Regions from separate parts of the Homo sapiens genome. Here region 1 is linked to region 2. Evidence: read pairs that join two places in POLR2A ChIA-PET (ENCODE). Cell type or tissue: PC-9. All regions are shown on one strand. Each heading gives the region's core, and the rest is flanking DNA. Links, peaks and the distances in the headings are about the cores only. Region 1 has its middle 10 kb from the start of PRRC2B. Region 2 overlaps SETX (senataxin).

Region 1 (7,112 bases), core at 1,786-5,785, 930 kb after region 2:
ATATAAAGTATTAATCCTGGGTGTGTCTGTGAGGGTGTTGCCAAAAGAGATTAACATTTGAGTCAGTGGCCGGGGAAGGCAGACCCACCCTTAATCTGGTGGGCACAATCCAATCAGCTGCCACGGAACATAAAACAGGCAGAAAACTAAGAGAGAGAGAGACAGGTGGCCGGGCGCGGTGGCTCACGCCTGTAATCCCAGCACTTTGGGAGGCGGAGACGGGCGGATCACCTGAGATCGGGAGTTCGAGACCAGCCTGACCAACATGGAGAAATCCCGTCTCTACTAAAAATACAAAATTAACCAGGCGTGGTGGTGCATGCCTGTAATCCCAGCTACTTGGGAGGATGAGGCAGAAGAATCGCTTGAACCCGGAAGGCTGAGGTGGCGGTGAGCCGAGATCGTGCCATTGCACTCCAGCCTGGGCAACAAGAGCGAGACTGTCTCAAAAAAGAAAGAAAGAAAGAAAGAAAGAGACAGGCCTAACTTCACAGCCTACATCTTTCTCCCAAAGTTCTTCAGTTTTGGAACCTGGACCGGCTCTCCATGCTCCTCAGCTTGCAGACAGCCAGCCTGTTGTGGGACCTTGTGATCGTGTAAATTAATACTTAATAAACTCCTATATATATATATGACTTATATATATATATGATTATATATATCCTACTAGTTCTGTCCCTCTAAGAGAACCCTAATACACCTGTGCTATCCTTAGCATCAAGCATGGTGCCTGGCAAATAGTGAGTGCTCAATGAATTTGGTTGGTTTGTTGAATGGCAGAATGGGTGTCTGGCCCTTGACCTCATTGGCTACAACAGAAGGGACCCTGGGACTCATAGGGTTACCCGTTTTTATCATCTGACAAGAGAGGACATAAGCGTATGAAAAACCTGGAAGGACGTGGGTGTTCTGGGAAGACAGATGAGGAAGTATTAAGGGGGGAAAGTCAAGTCAAAGGCTCTGTTCCTCGGGCAGATCTGGAAGTGGGGTGACACCCTCTGGGGACAGTGGGAGCTGCTGCATCCCTGGGAGTTAAAAAGCCACAGGCATAGGCCAGGCGCAGTGGCTCACACCTATAATCACGGGACTCTGGGAGGCCAAGGCAGGAAAACTGCTTGAACCCAGGAGTTCAAGACCAGCAGCATAGGCAACAGTGAGATGCCCCATCTCCACAAAAAAATTAAAAAATTAGCCGAGAATGTTGGTGCACACTTGCAGTCCCAGCTATTCCGGAGGCTGAGGTGGGAGGATTGCTTGAGCCCAGGAAGTCGAGGCTGCAGTGAGACATGTTCACGCCACTGCACTCCAGCCTGGGCAACAGAGCAAGACCCTATCTCTTAAAAAAAACAAACAAACAGAGATCCTTCACTTGCCCCGTAAAACTCAATGGTTAGGCTACATCCAAACCACATCCCAAGTTCAGGAAATCCTCTTCTCTCTGCACTTCTCTCTGAGATGACAACAATAAGAATGATGGCCGGGCGCCGTGGTTCACGCCTGTAATCCCAGCACTTTGGGAGGCCGAGGTGGGCGGATCACGAGGTCAGGAGATTGAGACCATCCTGGCTAACATGGTGAAACCCCATCTCTACTACAAATACAAAAGATTAGCCGGGCGTGGTGGTGGGCGCCTGTAGTCCCAGCTATTCAGGAGGCTGAGGCAGGAGAATGGCGTGAACCCAGGAGGCGGAGCTTGCAGTGAGCCGAGATCACACCACTGCACTCCAGCCTGGGCGACAAGGCGAGACTCCGCCTCAAAAAAAAGAATGAGGATAGCTGTTGTTTACTGAGCATTTTTCTGGGCCAGGCATGCTGCTAAGATAACTTAATTAACACTTGCAAGACTGTTATTATTTCTCCCACTTTACGGATAAGGAAATTTAGGTCAGAAGTTAAGTGACTTACATAGGCAAGGACACAAATGACATGGGTAGCCGAGCCAGGACTAGAAGAATCCAGCAGTGCCAGTCTGGGAAGTTTAGCCTTTCCAGGGGAGAGCAAGGCTGATGTGCTGGGCCAGCTGTGGCAGCTGCTGTCTGTGGTCTGAGGCTGCCAGTGAGGGCTGGCTCCTGGGTGGGATTTCCCAGGACATTTGGGGGACCCTGAAGGAAACTTTTTTTTTTTTTGAGACGGAGTTTTTCGCTCGTTACCCAGGCTGGAGTGCAACAGCACGATCTCAGCTCACTGCCACTTCCGCCTACCAGGTTCAAGTGATTCTCCTGCCTCAGCCTCCCAAGTAGCTGGGATTATAGGCATGTGCCACAGTGCCCGGCTGTTTTCTTTTAAATATTAGGAAACTTACTGGTGTAGCTCATGCCTGTAATCCCAGCTACTCGGGAGGCTGAGGCAGGAGAATCGCTTGAACCCAGGAGGCAGAGGTTATAGTCAGCCAAGATCACACCATTGCACTCCAGCCTGGGCGACAAGAGTGAAACTCCATCTCAAAAAATTAAATTAATTAACTAAAAGGAAACAAAACACAACCCAACACTTGCTCATTGGTTCATGCCCACTCTCTCCAGCCTTGCTCTCCTGGTTTCACTCAGTTACTTCCTGTCCATCTTCCAGCTCTGGTTCCACTCCTGTTACAGCCAATGTGAAAATGTCTCCTTCGACCAGGCGCGGTGGCTCACAGCTGTAATCCCAGCACTTTGGGAGGCTAAGGTGGGTGGATCACTTGAGGTCAGGAGTTCATGACTAGCCTGATCAGCATGGTGAAACCCCGTCTCTACTAAAAAAGTGCAAAATTAAGCCAGGCGCAGTGGCTCACGCCTGTAATCCCAGCACTTTGGGAGGCTGAGGCGGGTGGATCACAAGGTCAAGAGTTCAAGACCAGCCTGGCCAAGATGGTGAAACCCCATCTCTACTAAAAATACAAAAATTAGGCCGGGCGCAGTGGCTCACACCTGTAATCCTAGCACTTTGGGAGGCCGAGGTGGGCGGATCACTTGAGGTCAGGAGTTTGAAACCAGCTTGGCCATGATGGTGAAACCCTGTCTCTACTAAAAATACAAAAAATTAGCCGGGCATGGTGGTGCGTGCCTGTAATCCCAGCTACTTGGGAGGCTGAGGCAGGAGAATCACTTGAACCTGGGAGGTGGAGGTTGCAGCGAGCCAAGATCGTGCCACCACACTTAAGCCTGGGTGACAGAGTGAGACTCCACCTCAAATAAAATACATACATACATACATACATACATACAAAAATTAGCCAGGCGTGGTGGCAGGTGCCTGTAATCCCAGCTACTCAGGAGGCTGAGGGATGAGAATCGCTTGAGCACGGGAGGCAGACAGAGGTTGCAGTGAGCTGAGATCGTGCCACTGCACTCCAGCCTGGGCAACAGAGCAATACTCTGTCTCCAAAAAAAAAAAAAAAAAAAAAAATAGCCGGGTATGGTGGTACGTGCCTGTGGTCCCAGCTACTCAGGGGCTGAGGTGGGAAGATCAGCTGAACCCAGGAGGCAGAGGGTCCAAGGAGCCATGACTGTGCCACTGGACTCCAACCTGGGTGACAGAGCAAGCCTGTCGCAAAAAATAAACCAAAACCGGCCGGGCGCAGTGACTTATGCCTGTAATCCCAGCACTTTGGGAGGCCGAGGCGGGTGGATTACGAGGTCAAGAGATCCAGACCATCCTGGCTAACACAGTGAAACCCTGTCTCTACTAAAAATACAAAAAATTAGCTGGGCATGGTGGTGGGCATCTGTAGTCCCAGCTATTTGGGAGGCTGAGGCTGGAGAATCATTTGAACCCATGAGGCGGAGGTTGCAGTAAGCCGAGATCGAGCCGCTGCACTCCATCCTGGGCCACTGCACTCCAGCCTGGGTGACAGGGCGAGACTCTGTCTCAAAAAAAAAAAAAAAAAAAGAGAAACCAAAACCAAAACAAACAAACAAAAACCCTACAAGAATAAAGACTGATTTCGTGAGCTTTCTTTCACTACCTGCCAGACACAGCCTAAGCTGGGCCTGAATATCTTGGGACCTGGCTCTTAACGTGGTCTAGTGCTTCCTCCTTCCCGAGAAAGGGTAGGAGGATAACAGGGATTTGGCCACAGCTAACTTGTAATATGATCTGATCCAGGAATGTGAGGCCTCCAGCTGGTGCAGTCATGAGCTGTTCCAGGATTCTTGGACTGGCCGCTTTCAAATGCTCTGCACCTGTTCTCCACAGTGCAGTTGTACTAACGAGACACAGCATGAGTTCCCATGTTCAGTTTAGAAAGTGGAGTCATCTAAACTGAAGGGGAAAAATGAACAATATTCCAGGGGGAAATGGATTCCAGCTGGGGAGCCGGAGGAGGCCTTCTCGGTGCAGGTGCTTTTGAGGCCAGGCCTTAAAGGAAGAGCAGAGTTTAATCAGCGGAGACTGTGGAGGAACATTCCAGATGGAGGGACCAGCATGAACAAAGGCCTGGGGATGGGAGTGTCTGAGCACCGGGAGGACATCCCACGCTGTCTGGTAGCCACTAGAGATGTGGCCCCACCTGAGGGGAGGTGCACTCCTACAGGAATGGGGGGCCTGGCTGGGTGCGGTGGCTCAGGCCTGTCATCCCAGCACTTTGGGAAGCCAAGGCGGGCGGATCACTTGAGGTCAGGAGTTCGAGAACAGCCTGGCCAATATGGTGAAACTCCGTCTCTACTAAAAGTACAAAAATTAGCCGGGCGTGGTGGTGCACACCTATAATCCCAGCTACTTGGAAGGCTGAGGCAGGAGATTCGCTTGAGCTTGGGAGACGAAGGTTGCTGTGAGCCGAGATCACACCACTGCACTCCAGCCTGGGCGACAGGCAACAGAGCAAGACTCTGTCTCCAAAAAAAAAAAAGGAATGGGGGCCTGGAGCTAAAAATACAACACTGGGTCCGAACGAACCAGCAGCAGGGGGCCCTTGCACAGACCCAGAAGCTCACAGCAGGGAGGGACATCTGAGCCTTAGCAGTGAACACACACACAGGATAAAAGCAAGTCTCCGAGGGGCTCAACAACACAGGGGTTCCCTGGGACTCCTGGCATCCTCTCTTCAAACCACAGCCAGTCTTTATAATTTTGCCCTCCATTTCCCATCAGACACTGGAGAAAGAGAGGAGGCAAAGACCAGAGACTGGGGAATAAAAGAACAAATGAGGGTAAGATTTACAACTTGGAAACTCTGGTCCAGCTTGGTAGCTCACGTCTGTAATCCTAGCACTTTGAGAAGCCGAGGAGGGTGGATCACCTGAAGTCAGGAGTTTGAGACCATCCTGACCAACATAGTGAAACCCCGTCTCTACTGAAAATACAAAACTTAGCCGGGCGTGGTGGCGGATGCCTGTAATCCCAGCTACTTGGGCAGCTGAGGCAGAAGAATTGCTTGAACCAAGGAGGCGGAGGTTGCAGTGAGCTGAGATCATGCCACTGCACTCCAGCCTGGGCGACAGAGTGAGACTCAGTCTTCAAAAATAAATAAATAAATAAAACTTGGAAACTCTGGGAGGCCAAGACAGGGAGATCACTTGAGGCCAGGAGTTCAAGACCAGCCTGGCCCACACGGTGAAACCCTGTCTCTACTAAAAATACAAAAATTAGCCAGGCATGGTGGTACGTGCCCGTAGTCCCAGTGACGCAGGAGGCTGAGGCACAAGAATCGCTTGAACCTGGGAGGCAGAGGTTGCAGTGAGCTGGGATCACGCCACTGTACTCCAGCCTGGGGGACAGAGCGAGACTGTCCCAAAAAAACAATAATAAAAATAACAAACTTAAAAAAAGAATTGGCCAGGCGCGGTGGCTCACGCCTATAATCCCAGCACTTTGGGAGGCCGAGGCAGGCAGATCACGAGGTCAGGAGATCAAGACCATCCTGGCTAACACGGTGAAACCCCATCTCTATTAAAAATACAAAACAATTGGCTGGGCATGGTGGCGAGCTCCTGTAGTCCCAACTACTCAGGAGGCTGAGGCAGGAGAATGGCGTGAACCCGGGAGGCGGAGGTTGCAGCGAGCCGAGATCGCACCATTGCACTCCAGCCTGGGGGACAGAGCAAGACTCCGTCTCAAAAAAAAAAAAAAAAAAAGAACCAGAACTTGGAAACTCTGGTTGAGTATAAGAAGCAATGAAAAATTATTGAAGGGTTGGGTTTGAGAAAGGAAATGAAAAGAAAAGAGGCAGCTCTCAAAGCAGCCTCCCAAATAAAGAACAGGAATGGCCAAGTCCCAGGAAGCCATCCCACCTGCTCCCTTTCTGTGCCCATGGCAGCATTCCTGAACTACAGTCCTCTTCCTGCTCAACCGCTTGAGAATATTCCTCAACATGGAGACCCAGGAAGACACAACAACTAGTGAAGCTGACATGTGAGGTGGAGGTGGTAGGATAAGGGTAGGATGAAGGAGGGTCATTGGCAGCAGAATTTAGTAATCAAGTCTTGCCCTATGTAGCGTAGGCCGGTATCTCAGAAGTGTAGGCCCTGGAGAAATAGATCTCAAAATCTAACCTGATGTCAAAAAAGTGAGACAACGACCCACAGAGTGGGAGAAAATATGTGTACACCATATGTCTGAGAAGGGTCTGGTACCCAGAATATACAAATCACTCTTTTTTTTTTTTTGGAGACAGAATCTCACACTGTCACACTGTCACCCGGGCTGGAGTGCAGTAGTGTGATCTCAGCTCACTGCAACTTCTGCCTCCTAGGTTCAAGCGGTTCTCCTGCCTCAGCCTTCCGAGTAGCCGGGATTACAGGCGCCTGCTACCATGCCCAGCTAATTTTTTGTATTTTTAGTAGAGATGGGATTTCACCATGTTGGCCAGGCTTGTCTCAAACTCCCGACCTCGTAATTCTCCCGCCTCAGCCTCCAAAGTGCTGGGATTACAGGCATGAGCCACTGCGGCCGGCCTTTTTTTTTTTCTTTTTTGAGGCGGAGTTTTTGCTCTGTTTTGCAGGCTGGAGTGCAATGGCGCAATCTCAGCTCACTGCAACCTCCGCCTCCCGGGTTCAAGGGATTCTCCTGCCTCAGCCTCCCAAGTAGCTGGGATTACAGGCACGCACCACCACGCCTGGCTAATTTGTTGTATTTTTAGTAGAGATAAGGTTTCACCATGTTGCCCAGGCTGGTCTCGAAATCCTGACCTCAGGTGA
Region 2 (7,112 bases), core at 1,819-5,818:
GCGGAATTAGGTAGTGGTGATGGTTGCACAGCATAGTAAATAAAACCATAGTACTAAAAACCACTGAGACGTACACTTTAAAATGGTGAGTTTTATGTTGTATGAAATACCGTCTCCATTTAAAAAATATTACTTTAAAAAGAGAATAAATTTGATTAGCAATAGGTTAAAAAAGATGCCTAGGAAAACATGAAATCTTCAGATACTTTTACAAAAACGAGCCTCTTTATGGTTGCACTCTGGAAGGCAAACGTGATCTGAAGGGCGCCATAGCAGGGTAAAACCCAGCATTAGTTTCATTCTTCATGGTAAGGTTTTGTGCTTAGGTGCAGTTATAATCTGTATTTTGTTATATATATAAAAGATGAAAACACCAGAAGCTCTGAGTGAAAGGGTGGGCTTGTTGACCATTGGCACTTCATTAGGAAGCCCCACCCCACCATTATGTCAATCAATGTCTTTTTTTCTTTTTCTTTTTCTTTTTTCTTCAGACGGAGTCTCACTCTGTTGCCCAGGCTGGAGTGCAGTGGCACGATCTCGGCTCACCGCAACCTCTGCCTCTTGGGTTCAAGCATTTCTCCTGTCTCAGCCTCCTGAGTAGCTGGGACTACAGGTGCACACCACCACACCCGGCTAATTTTTGTGGGTTTTTTTTTTTGTAGTTTTTTTTTTTTTTTTTTTGAGACAGTATCGCTCTGTTGCCCAGGCTGGAGTGCAGTGGCATGATCTCAGCTCACTGCAAGCTCCGCCTCCTGGGTTCATGCCATTCTCCTGCCTCAGCCTCCCAAGTAGCTGGGACTATAGGTGCCTGCCACCATGCCTGGCTAATTTTTTGTATTTTTTAGTAGAGACGGGGTTTCACCATGTTGGCCAGGATGGTCTCGATCTCCTGACATCTTGATCCACCCACCTCGGCCTTCCAAAGTGCTGGGATTACAGGTGTGAGCTACCGCGCCCAGCCCTAAGTTTTGTGTTTTTAGTAGAGGTGGGGTTTTGCCATATTGGTCAGGCTGGTCTCAAACTCCTGACCTCAGGTGATCCACCCGCCTTGGCCTCCCAAAGTGCTGGGATTACAGGCGTGAGCCACCGCGCCCGGCCTCCCAATGTCTTTAGTCTTTATTTTTCCTGTCAGGTCTCAGTTCCCAAAAAAGAATCGTCACATATTTTACCTGGGAAATGTAGGCGTGGCAGGGAGCTGAGTGTGGGAAGAGGGCTGGGTAGGAGTGGGGGACGGAGGAGAGGTGTTGGAGCATTCAGTGTGTAAACATTTACTACTATCTCATCCTCATCCTTGCTGTCCTCAAGGTCAGAGACTGCTTATCCTCTCTAGAGACAAAATCTCTTGTCATTTTTTGCTGGGACCAGGGAGGAACAGTTGCCCTCCAGCCATCCTTCTAGAGAGAGCTGTTGCTTCCCAGTTGGAGTTCACGTTCTTGGGCTTGCTGAGTTAGTTCCATTCATCCCTCTGCTTTGCAGCTTCCAAAGTGTGGTTACTGTTGTCTCCTCTTCTGTCCTTTTTGTTCTAATTGGTCAATGCTGTTTTTTAAAATCTCTTTGGTGTTTTAGTGGGGTTTCAGGAGGGAAGGAAATGGTGTGTGTTCAATCTACTTTGAAGTTACACCTTTCTTTTTAACCATACGATTTCAACCGTCTTATTTAAGCATTTCTGGTTTATACAGGCCAATAATTATTGGTGGTATTAAGGTGCCTTGTTTAGTTTTTTTTTTTTTTTTTTTTTTTTTGAGTTGGAGTCTCGCTCTGTTGCTCAGGCTGGAGTGCAGTGGTGCGATCTTGGCTCACTGCAAGCTCTGCCTCCCGGGTTCACACCATTTTCCCTCCTCAACCTCCCGAGTAGCTGGGATTACAGGCGCCCGCCATCAGGCGTCCGGCACCACGTCTGGCTAATTTTTGTTTTTGTATTTTTAGTAGCGACGGGGTTTCACTGTGTTAGCCAGGATGGTCTCAATCTTCTGACCTTGTGATCTGCTCGCCTCAGCCTCCCAAAGTGCTGGGATTACAGGCGTGAGCCACTGCGCCCGGCCTAGACTTTTTTTTTGGGGTTACCAAATTTGGTTTATATCCTATTTAGAACCTGAAACATAGATTTAATTATTTGGTTATGTTTTATTGCAAGTGGAATGTAGTGACATTACGTAGAATTATCTCTTACGAAAGACAAATGAGAACAGATTCAACTTTTAGAAATGAGTCTTTTGTATATTGATGTGACGGGAAGAAGAATTTTTTTTTTAATCCTTGTATTTAACACATAAAAGTGTTAATTGGATACATGTGCACTGTTTTGCCAGGGGCCAATTTTTTGCAGTCAGTTGTGGCAAATGCTCTTTTATTTTAAAACTTAGATATGCTTTCTGTTATCTGCAGTCCTCTACTGTTGCCTCTCCTGTGTAGAGGTCATTGTAGGTTGCATGGACAGGGAGCAGGCAGGCAAGGAGTACCCTTAGACACTAACTTAGTACCATTAGGCACTAACTTGGATTCTCAGTGCCCAGTAGGGAGATGGCTCTATTTCTGTGGCTAATTTCAGACAAGATTGGGTGAATTTAGGGTGGTATGGCTATGGATGCTTTGGCTAATTTCAGATTGTAATCAGTTCTGTGAAGGAAACAAATAGGCAGAAATGATGAATTGTTGTGAGTGGCAATATTGGGAGGCTGCTCTTGAGACCTGGCTGACATCCAGAAGAAGAAAGTATTGTTCAGGAGGTGGGGTGGAATGTCAAGAATGTAATGCCATGAGATGGGAACTGAGTCTTAACGAAGAAAGAGATTAGGCTGGTATGGCCGAAGTGAAGTAGCTGATAAGGGGTAAAGAGAAATGAAATAAGATTGGAGAAATGAGAGCCAGATACAGCGCTGTAAGCTGCAGGTTGATATTTCATTCTCAGTTCAGTGAGAAGGTACTGAAAGATTTTTATTTGGTTGGTCATTTAGACTGGGGGAATAGTAATAGTAACCAGTTTACGTTTTTTACACACCATTTGCTGTTGCTGTGGAGAGTAATCTTTAGAAAGGTAAGCATAAATGCAGTTGACCAGTCAAGGGGCTACTATAGTAGCCCAGGAGAAAGGTGATGGTGGCTTGATTTGGGTGGGAGCTGTAGAAATGGAGAGGAATTCAATATATTGGGGGTAAATTTTGGAGAGAGTACTTAGAAGACTTGGTGATAGAACTGATGTGGGAGTTAAGAAGGGAGGATGATTCTGAAGTTTTTGGCTTAAGCATCTGGTTAGATTGTGATGCTGTTTACTTGATGTCAAATGATCACGGGCTAATGGCCCTCTCTTTTGGGAGTGACATTGCTGAAGCCAGGGAGTGTAGTTGAAGATGTTAAACTGATACATATTGTGAGAAACTGTGCGGCAGCCTAGGATGTGATTGGGTTCTTGGGATGGGAAGGAAATAGTAAGTAGAGCAGACTAGAATTCCTATAGATGGGAATTAAAGTAGAAAAGAATTTCTTAGGTTTTCCCCCTTTTTTCTTCCCCTCATTACCCTGGGCTAGAGTACTACCCTTATGTTACCTTGTGGTGCAGGGCAGAAAAGTTGGAACTAGCTCATGTCTGCAGTGGGTAGCATTAGAGTGGCATTGTATCCCAGCTCCTGTGAGGAATAACTAACAGTGGATATAGTTGGATTGCTTGGTTCTTGAAAGTTCACTTGTTCCCTCCCATCCCTAGGGCTGAATTATTGTAACCAAGGAAGTGAGAATTCAGAAAGGTAAGTATCAGGGTAGACTTAGAGATTGTAATACTGAAATGCTTACTCCCAGAGTTGTATCCCCATGACTCTCTACCCTACTCATCAGTAGAGATACAAAAGCTAGGTGATGCTAGGCTGTAGCCCCTTGTTCCTGCAGTGTTCCTTTGTAGCTGATGTGCCTGGTCTCCCTGGGGAGTATGAATTCAGAGGGGAACATCTGCATTTCCTGTCTGGAGTGTAGTCACTATAAGAGAAAAGTAACAAACCGAACAACATGGAGCAGGTAAAGCAAAATTATTGGAATAGTCAGAATAAAATTTAGCTATAAGCATATTAAATATTCTCGAAAAAATAGAGCATGCTAGAAACATGAAGCAAGAAGGAGAAACCATAAAGAACAACAAACAGGAGCTAGTTGGGGATAGAGGACACAATCATTAGAGAACTCAGGAAATGGAGTGGATAGTATGTGGATACAACTGAAGAACGTGTAGGCAAGCTAGAATGTCCACTCAGATCTCCCACAAGTTATCACGAAAGGATAGAAGCAGAAAATAGACAAGAAAAAGCAATAAAGTGGATAGAGAAGTGTTAATATATGTGTAATAAGGATCTCGGAGAGAAAAAAGTGATAAATTAAGACCAAGATTTTCTTAGAAATGGAGAAGGAGTTGAGAGTTGAGATTGAGAGGGCTTTTAATGCCAAGGGAATATAACTGAATAAGTGTATACATAAGCAGTTATATTGAGACCTTTAGAATGTATTTAAAATCATAAGTTCCAGGAACAATGTTACCTGCCAGAAATAAAAAAAAGCTAGAAAGGTTTAAGATGAAAGAATGGAAAAAGATGGCCAGGTACAGTGGCTCATGCCTGTAATACCAGCATTTTGGGAGGCAGAGGCCAGAGGATCGTTTGAGCCTGGGAGCTTGAGACCAGCCTGGACAACAAAGTGAGACCCTGTCCCTTTAAAAAAAAAAAGGAAAATGATACGGCAAACAAACATGAACCAAAGAAAGCTGGAGTTGCACTTTTACAATCAACATTTACTTTAACATGAGAACAATTCAGAGGGGCAAAGACACTAGATATCAGTGAAAGGAACAGTTACCCAAGCGTATATAATTGATTGTGAACATGTATGTATATAATAATTTCAAAATGTACGAAGCAACAATTGATGGAACAGTTGTAGATGACAGCTGCTACAGATATTCAGTGATACAGTTCATTAAAATGACAAAAATGGAGCAATGAAATAATTGGAGGAGACACGATTCTGATCATTTGCAGATGACCTACACAGAAACCCCAGCAGCATCCATATTTGGGCACAAGATGGATGTGCAAAAAAATACGTAGTGTCCCTGTGGCAGCAGTAGCCAGTTAGGAAACATGGAAGAAGATAGCACAGGAACTGGAACTGCACACCTGTTAGTAACTAGTCTAATGATGAATGCATGAGACACTTATGGAAAACACTTTACAACTATTTTAAAGGTGATAAAGGAAGATGTTTAGTCTTGTTCAAAATGGAGAGCGCTATGTTCATGGATGTGATAGCTTCACATTGTAAAGATGTGACTTCTTTCTGAATTCATTTATAAATTTGATGTAGTTCAAGTTAAAATCCCAGCAGGATTGTTTTGAGGTGATTGATAGGCTTATTTTATAATTTGTAAGGAAAAGCAAAATCTATTATAATAAAGTCACTTTGAAAAGAACAGCATAACTAGGGCATGGGGGGAATGATAGTTGCTTTATCTGCTACGAAGCTGTTTCAAAGCCATAGTAATAGACACATACGAGAGTGGCACGGGGCAGGCGGATACCCGGAGAAACAGTGGGAGACCCTTTGGCTCCTAAGAAGGAACTCCTTCTTGCATATGTGTCAATCTTAGATAAAACGAGATAAATAGGACATCACAAATCAGTGGGGAAAGGATGGATCGTTAGAGGAAACTGGCCTGCTTCATTGGGGAAAAAGCAAATTAGGCTAAGATTCGTACTTTATAGCACATAAACTTTGGTTAAATCACATATGTTTGGAAAGTAAAACTAAACGAAGAAAATATCAAAATGTCAGTTTAGGTGATGAAGGTAATCATAAAAACATAAAAAGCATTAGCCACATTAATGGATTAATGAATATTAATGGATTTTATTCTGTCAAAGTTAATGTCTTTTTAGTGAAGGACTCTATATTTGGAGTTAACAGATGTGAAGAAGAGAGTTTTAAAACATTCCTAAACTGGCAAGAGATTAGTAGCTAAAACCCACAAAGCACTTTTGTAAATCGACAGCAAAAAACAGGGAAATCAGTAGAAGATGGACAACAAATAGTTTGCAGAAAACTTGGTGGTAATAAGTATATGAAGTGTTACTGAAAGGAGGAAAGGAAGTTAAAATAACAGGTGAGCAAAAGTTTGTGATCCTTTATGATCTAGCAGTCTTATTCCTGCGTAGCCTCGTCAGAAGAACATATACACGCCTGTCTATGAGGGTTCTATGTCTTAGGATGTCATTTATAGGATATAGAGTTGGAGCTGGTTAAAAGGATGGATGAGTAAAATGAAGCCATTACATACTAAAGAGTACTATGTGAGTCAGTCCCAGAAGACTTAAAAGTTGGTTGAAAAAACAAAACACCTAGTTTATGGTAGATTACCATTTGTCTAAATCTCTCACACACCCCCCTTCTGGATTTTTCGGTTATACTAACACAGCTGTAGTGGATACCTAGGGTGGAGGTTGTCATGGAAGTGGAATCAGGGACGAAGGAGAAATCAAATGATGAGGGCCTTGCATAGACTCCTGACACTGCATCACGAACCGGAGATTTGGATTAGCTCTACCTGAGATGGGTAAGGAAGAATAACAGCAAGGAGGTCATCATTGAGTTTGATGGGTGGACAATTTTTGTGCAGCAGTGGTTAAGTTGGAAACCAGATGTACAAAGAAGTGAGTGGAAGGAGTGTTTTGAAAACATACATATTGATTGGGAGCAGGAAAAAGGGGGCACTAAGCTGAATGGTCATTTGGAGACAAGGAAGGGTTTTGTTTATTGGTGGCAGAGTGTTCTTAGAGCGAATTCAGTGTGTATGCTGATGGGAATGAGCAATGGGCAGGAAGAAATTGATGCAAGAAAATGGATAACTCTAGGAGTTTAAGTCCTCAAAGGAAGAGGGCTCCAGGACAGAAATCAGTGAGTTTGCCTTAGACTTTTGTATTGAAAGGGGACAGGACATGGAGATGAATGTCAGTTGCTTTGTCTGTTTTGGGGTTTGTGTTTGGCTGTCTTATGTAAGTCAAGGACAGTCTTGGTTATTGGGAGCCAGTGCTGCAGGAACTTCTTTTCCCCAGTGAAACAGCTGTTGTTTTAATAATGTA

What was found. Peaks named below come from ENCODE experiments on the same cell type or tissue, not always from the same donor. Only the 100,000 strongest peaks of a DNase experiment are listed, where the experiment ranks them.
Region 1: POLR2A ChIA-PET joins it to region 2 with 10 read pairs; 2 of 35 experiments call an interaction of 5 or more read pairs at or near these places.

The regions. Positions count from the first base shown.
Region 1 is chr9:131,380,356-131,387,467 of GRCh38, reverse strand. It overlaps a transcript of PRRC2B not described here. Among named protein-coding and RNA genes, the nearest start is that of PRRC2B, 10 kb to the left of the region's middle. In PC-9, for the core only: no CTCF peak of the experiment used is centred there; a DNase peak (open chromatin) is centred at 4,067; H3K27ac peaks cover 947 bases.
Region 2 is chr9:132,315,224-132,322,335 of GRCh38, reverse strand. All of the region lies in intron 10 of SETX (senataxin), which reads left to right. Among named protein-coding and RNA genes, the nearest start is that of SETX, 36 kb to the left of the region's middle. In PC-9, for the core only: no CTCF peak of the experiment used is centred there; no DNase peak of the experiment used is centred there.